2 separate regions of the Homo sapiens genome follow, and region 1 is linked to region 2. A link is an interaction called in ENCODE POLR2A ChIA-PET data of the cell type or tissue named here. Cell type or tissue: Caco-2. All regions are shown on one strand. Links, peaks and the distances in the headings refer to the core of each region. The heading gives the core; the rest is flanking DNA.

What was found. ChIA-PET counts read pairs that join two places held together with the same protein. Peaks named below come from ENCODE experiments on the same cell type or tissue, not always from the same donor. Only the 100,000 strongest peaks of a DNase experiment are listed, where the experiment ranks them.
Region 1: POLR2A ChIA-PET joins it to region 2 with 8 read pairs; 2 of 35 experiments call an interaction of 5 or more read pairs at or near these places.

What each region holds. Positions count from the first base shown.
Region 1 is chr12:12,153,576-12,156,490 of GRCh38, forward strand. The region is part of intron 12 of LRP6 (LDL receptor related protein 6); the gene reads right to left. It also overlaps the pseudogene RPL21P100. Among named protein-coding and RNA genes, the nearest start is that of MIR1244-4, 43 kb to the left of the region's middle. In Caco-2, for the core only: no CTCF peak of the experiment used is centred there; no DNase peak of the experiment used is centred there.
Region 2 is chr12:12,318,895-12,321,809 of GRCh38, forward strand. No RefSeq gene overlaps it. Among named protein-coding and RNA genes, the nearest start is that of MANSC1, 30 kb to the right of the region's middle. In Caco-2, for the core only: no CTCF peak of the experiment used is centred there; a DNase peak (open chromatin) is centred at 1,597.

The sequences.
Region 1 (2,915 bases), core at 155-2,654, 170 kb before region 2:
AAATTACAAATTAACTGGTTATTTCTAAAAGGCAGCTAATATTTTGACCTATTTTCAAGTCAGTGTTTAAAATGACAAAGAATATGCCATTTTAAAAGCCTAAATCCACCCTATCAAATTTATTAAACTCTAACCACCTCTCTCACATTTCCTTCAGAATGGTGCTTTAACAACGACCTCATCTGGTTGTCTTGAGTCTCGCATTCCCACAATGGAGACATCAGAGAAGCTGGAGGATGAGATGTACGTAGGAGGGAGCTTTTCAGTTCTCTTCTGAAGGCATATGTGTTCACTGGTAGCTTAGACAAAGGTGTTGCTCTTGTTTAAGAATAGAATAAACTATAAGGCCAAGACCATCATGTATGACTGTACCATTTGTGCTCTGTGCCAGGGGCATTGAGTAGGAACTGAAATCCAGTCCACACTTCCTTAGCCACGCCATACACCTGTAGGGCTAAATCTGCTCAGAGGAAACATCTTTTTCCAATTTGCACAAAGATGCCACAGAGGCCACTTCAGTACTGAATAAAGGATTACACAATCTGGCTTCCCATTTCCTCTCTGATCTAATTTCTTTATTCACTTCATTCCAGCAACACTAGCTTCCTAGGTGTTCCTCTAACATGTCGGACATGTTCCCCCAAGACCTTTTGCATTTACTATCCCCTTTTGCTTGATAGGCCTTCTCCCAGTATCCGCATAGCTCATTTCCTCACTTCCTTCAGTTCTTGACATAAATGTCATTTTTTCAGTAAGAACTTCCCTAATCACCCCAGTTAACACTGCAGTCCCTGTCACCATCACCCTTTCTTGCTCTTTATATTTCTTCATTATACTTATTGCCACCTAACCCCTGACATAATTTATTTAGTTTATTATCTGTTCCACTGAATTTCATTCACTGCTATGTTTTCCAACGGCTGAAGTAATGCGCAGCATGTAATAGGTGCTTGATAAATAAACACTCATTACAATAATATATGAAGAAACAAAGAAACAAGCAATAGAGCCTAGCGCAGTGGCATGTGCTCGTAGTTCCAGCAACTCGGAAGATTGAGGTGGGAGGACTGCTTGAGCCCAGGAGTTCAAGTCTAACCTGGGCAACACAGTAAGACCTGATCTCTTAAAAAGAGGGAAAAAAGCCAGAAAGAAGCACTGAGTGACAAGGAGAGCCTTGTAGCTATGATTTTGAAAGTAAGAAAATAAAATTTGAGACGAGGAAAGGAAAAGAAAAATTTATTTAGGACCTCCAATATATTACATATCATACTAAATGTTATTTAATCCACAAAATTATCTCTATTTTATAGGCGAGTGCGCTGAGGATCTGAAAGGTTAGGCCAGGCGTAGTGGCTCATGCCTGTAATCCCAGCATCTTGGGAGGCCAAGGCTGGTGGATCACCTGAGGTCAGGAGTTCAAGACCAGCCTGGCCAACATGGTGAAATCCCGTCTCCACTAAAAACACAAAAATTAGCCAGGCACCGTGATGCACGCCTGTAAACTCAGCTACTCAGGAGGCTAAGACAGGAGAATCACTTGAACCTGGGAGGCGGATGTTGCAGTGAGCCAAGATCACGCCACTTTACTCCAGCCTGGGTGACAGTGTGAGACTCTGTCTCAAACAAACAAACAAACAAACAAAAAGTCTTTCAGCCAGAACTGCCATCTTCCAGTAATTTGCCAAAATGATGAACACAAAGGGAAAGAGGAGAGGCACCCGATACGTGTTCTCTAGGCCTTTTAGAAAGCATGGAGTTGTTCCTTTGGCCACCTATATGCAAATCTGTAAGAAAGGTGATATTGTAGACATCAAGGGAATGGGTACTGTTCAAAAGGAATGCCCCACAAGTGTTACCACTGCAAAACTGGAAGGGTCTACAATGTTACCCAGCATGCTGTTGGCATTGTTGTAAACAAAAAAGTTAAGGGCAAGATTCTTGCCAACAGAATTAATATGCATATTCAGCACGTTAAGCACGCTAAGAGCCGAGATAGCTTCCTAAAGGAAGCTATCAGAAAATGGAAAGTTATCAGAAAAAGAAGGAAAATGATCAGAAAAAGAAAGAAGCCAAAGAGAAAGGTACCTGGGTTCAACTGAAGCGCCAGCCTGCTCCACCCAGAGAAGCATATTTTGTGAGAACCAGTGGGAAGGAGCCTGAGCTGCTGGAACCTATTCCCTATGAATTCATGGCATAATAGGTGTTAAAAAAATAAAAGACTTCTGGACTGTTAAAAAAAAAAAAAAGGTTAAATAATTTTCCCAAGGTCACAAAGCTGTTGGGTAAAACAGCGTATGTGTTTTTCCAAGCCTTGCCTTGTTTCTTCATTCATTTATTTAACAATAATTTCTTGAGTATCTACCACAGACTAAGTGTTATTCTAAGGCACATAAGATATGTCAATGAAGAAAACAGAAAAAAAATTGTTGCTTCATGGAGTTTATATTCCAACAGACAATAAGCAACAAATATAATAAAGAAGGAAGTGACATAAATAGTAGAGTATATAAATTACATAATACATAAAGAGGTGAAAGTGCTATGGGAAAAAGAAAAGAAAAAGTACAGATAAGGGGCACTGGCACGTTGGATAGAATGGCAGCATAATTTTAATTTTAAATAGCATAGACCAGGTGTCACTATGAAGGAAACAATTAAGCAAAGACTTGGACGTGAAGGGTATCCACGCAAATATATGCAATAACACTCCAAGCAGAGTAAACAAGCAGTTCAACAGTCATGAAGCGGGAGTACCCGGCCTAGCTGAAACCAGCAACGAGGCCAGTGTGGCTGTAATGAAGAAAGCAAGAGAGACAAGAGTAAAAGCTGAGGTTAGAGAAGAAAACTGAGTGGTGGGGAGTGAGAGTGAAGAAGGGGTTATGAAATGTGGGGTATAGGTCATGTAGGACCCAGTA
Region 2 (2,915 bases), core at 299-2,798:
ACTCATGTCTGGAACTCAATTGTCCTGATTGCTAGCTCGTTGTGCCCAGTGACTCAAGAGAGTGAAAATTGTTGGTTCAGCAGTCTATCTTCTAAATTTGCTTCTTCTAAAAGTATTTAAAAGGTATAAGAAATATAAATTACTCCCTAGGCTGCTAGGCAGGCACCTGGTTTTCTCCTGGGGTAGTCAGAACCCTCCTATCTTTAATTTTTCACGGATGAATATACCAACAGTGAACAATGGCCAGACCATGGGGAATAGAACTGAGTCTCACAAACTTTGTAGCAACCAGCTGGGGAAGCCAAACCACTTGGCTTCCAACTCAGCACCGACCAGAGAAAGCCAAAGATGCTCCCCAGACTAATCACCGAAGATGCCCTGCTTCATTTTTTTTTTTTTTTTTTTTTTGAGACAGAGTTTCGCTTTGTCACCCAGGCTGGAGTGCAGTGGTGCGATCTTGGCTCACTGCAACCTCTGCCTCCCAGATTAAAGCAATTCTCCTGCCTCAGCCTCCCTAGCAGCTGGGACTACAGGCACGCACCACCATGCCCGGCTTATTTATTTATTTATTTATATTTTTAGCAGAGACGAGGTTTCCCTATGTTGGCCAGGCTGGCCTTGAACTCCTGACCTTGTGAGCTTCCCACCTCAGCCTCCCAAATTGCTGGGATTACAGGCGTGAGCCACCGCACCCAGCCTGCCCTGCTTCTAAGCAGTCCATCTCCCACTTCCTCGTGCCAATAAGCTCCAATCCAGATAAACCTGAAGCCTTCCCTTTTTGTCACTGTAAATTCTCTCACTCCTCTGCCTGCTTTGACCTTCTGCCAAAGTGATGGAAGCTGACTCCCATAGCATAGCAAGCTCTGAGTAAATAGCCCCTGTACTCATTTATTTCCACACCACTGAATGAATAATGAAAGATGTTATAAAGCCAAATTATGAAAAGGGCATCAGTTATTAAACATTTGTAAAATGTTTTACAACCATCTTAGTATGCCTCATAAACACCTCGTGAAGTGCTGCCATCCCCGTTTCAGAGCTGAGAAAATTGAGAAGGAACCATGAGATTAAGTGACTTGCCCAGAGCTATGATGAGAACATGAGCCCCCCAGGGTTTGAGGTCTGTTGTTTATCCACTGAGCTTGAGCTGCGCTTTGGAATCATTACCATCTTAAAGCATTTTACCCTGTGTTGGGTGAATATTAAGAAGTAGATCACATTTCAGCCTGGCAGGCGCGAAAGTATTGTTTTTAGTTTGTTTTTCTAAATTTTAGTAGAGGACATATGGGCTCTATTAACTTTACTATGTAGCACAATTTGAAAGATAGTTTCTTTTCCAGCAAATTTTTCACCGTAATTTAACATTTTAAAATTCAGCACACACCGTCCTCCCTGGATACTTGTTTTTCTCAGAGTTGGGCCTTTTTCCTCTCCACTGCAGCTTGGAAGGTCGTAAATCCAGCCAGGGGGATTTTATTATGCCTGGGGACAGTTTTCAAAGTTAGGTATGAGTGGAAGGAAGGGAGGGCGGGTGCAACAGCGCTGGACAAAGTCCGTCTAATGCAAGACTTTCCTTTCTTTTTTTTTTGTTTTTAAAGATAAGAACTTTTTTGGCTTTCTCCCCGCAAAGCTTGCTGATGATGTTGACTGATGAGGACATGAAAAAAGCTGAGATTTGCAGAACATAACTGGAGCATAAGAACGCCTGTCTGGAAGGCAGGGGCTGCTGGGAAAGGATCTCTCTGGAGCTCCTTGCTGGCTGCAAAAATGCAGCTGTCCCTATTCCTCTCTACTCTGGGACATTTAAAAAGGAGGCTGTGTGGCAGTAGCATTTGGCTTGTGTGCCACTGTACCTGGTCAGCCTGGCATGGAATGCCTTAGTGGTTTGTTAGGGGTCACTGACTGAGGCTAAATAAATTTAGCACCATGTATACTTTCATTAAATATTAAACAATGAGGCCAAGCACGGTGGCTCATGCCTGTAATCCCAGCACTTTGGGAGGCTGAGGTGGGAGGATCGCTTGTGGCCAGGAGTTTGAGACCAGCCTGGGCGACATAGCGAAACCCTGTCTCTACAAAAAATTTAAAAAATTAACTAGGCATGGTGATGCATACCTGTAGTCCCAGCTACTTGGGAGGCTGAGGCAGGAGGATCACTTGAACCCAGGAGGTCACGGCAGCATTGAGCTCTGATCATAGCACTGCCTCTGGCCTGGGCAACAGAGCAATACTCTGTCTCTAAAAGAGAAAAACAAACAAACAACAACAAAAAAAAACACAAAAAGACAATAACATTCAATTGTTTGCTAATGGTTCATCTGCCCAATCTCTGGAATCCTGTCTTTCACCTACTCACCTTCACTCACTTAGAAACTTATGCATTGGCTTCAAATACTATTTCTTCTATATTATCCTTTCACCTTTCTTCTTTAAAAAAAAATTTATTTAGAGACAGGGTCTTGCTAGGTTGCTCGGGCTGGCCTTGAACTCCTGGCCTTAAGTGATCCTCCCACCTCTGCCTTCCATCTTTTTATCTTCTTCAGCTTATGAAAATGGATCCATCTGCATTAAAGGCCTAAAAATGTATGTAGTCAGGTGAGTGTTGTGATAGTTGGTGTGATGGTTAATACTGAGTGTCAACTTGATTGGATTGAGGGATACAAAGTATGAATCCTGGGTGTGTCTGCGTGGCTATTGCCAAAAGAGATTAATATTGGAGTCAGTGGGCTGGGGAAGGCAGATCCACCCTTCATCTGGTGGGCACAATGTAATCAGCTGCCAGTGAATATAAGGCAGGCAGAAAAACACGAAAAGGAGAGAGACTGGCCTAGCCTCCCAGCCTACATCTTTCTCCCATGCTGGATGCTTCCTGCCCTCAAACGTCGGACTCCAGGTTCTTCAGTTTTGGGACTTGG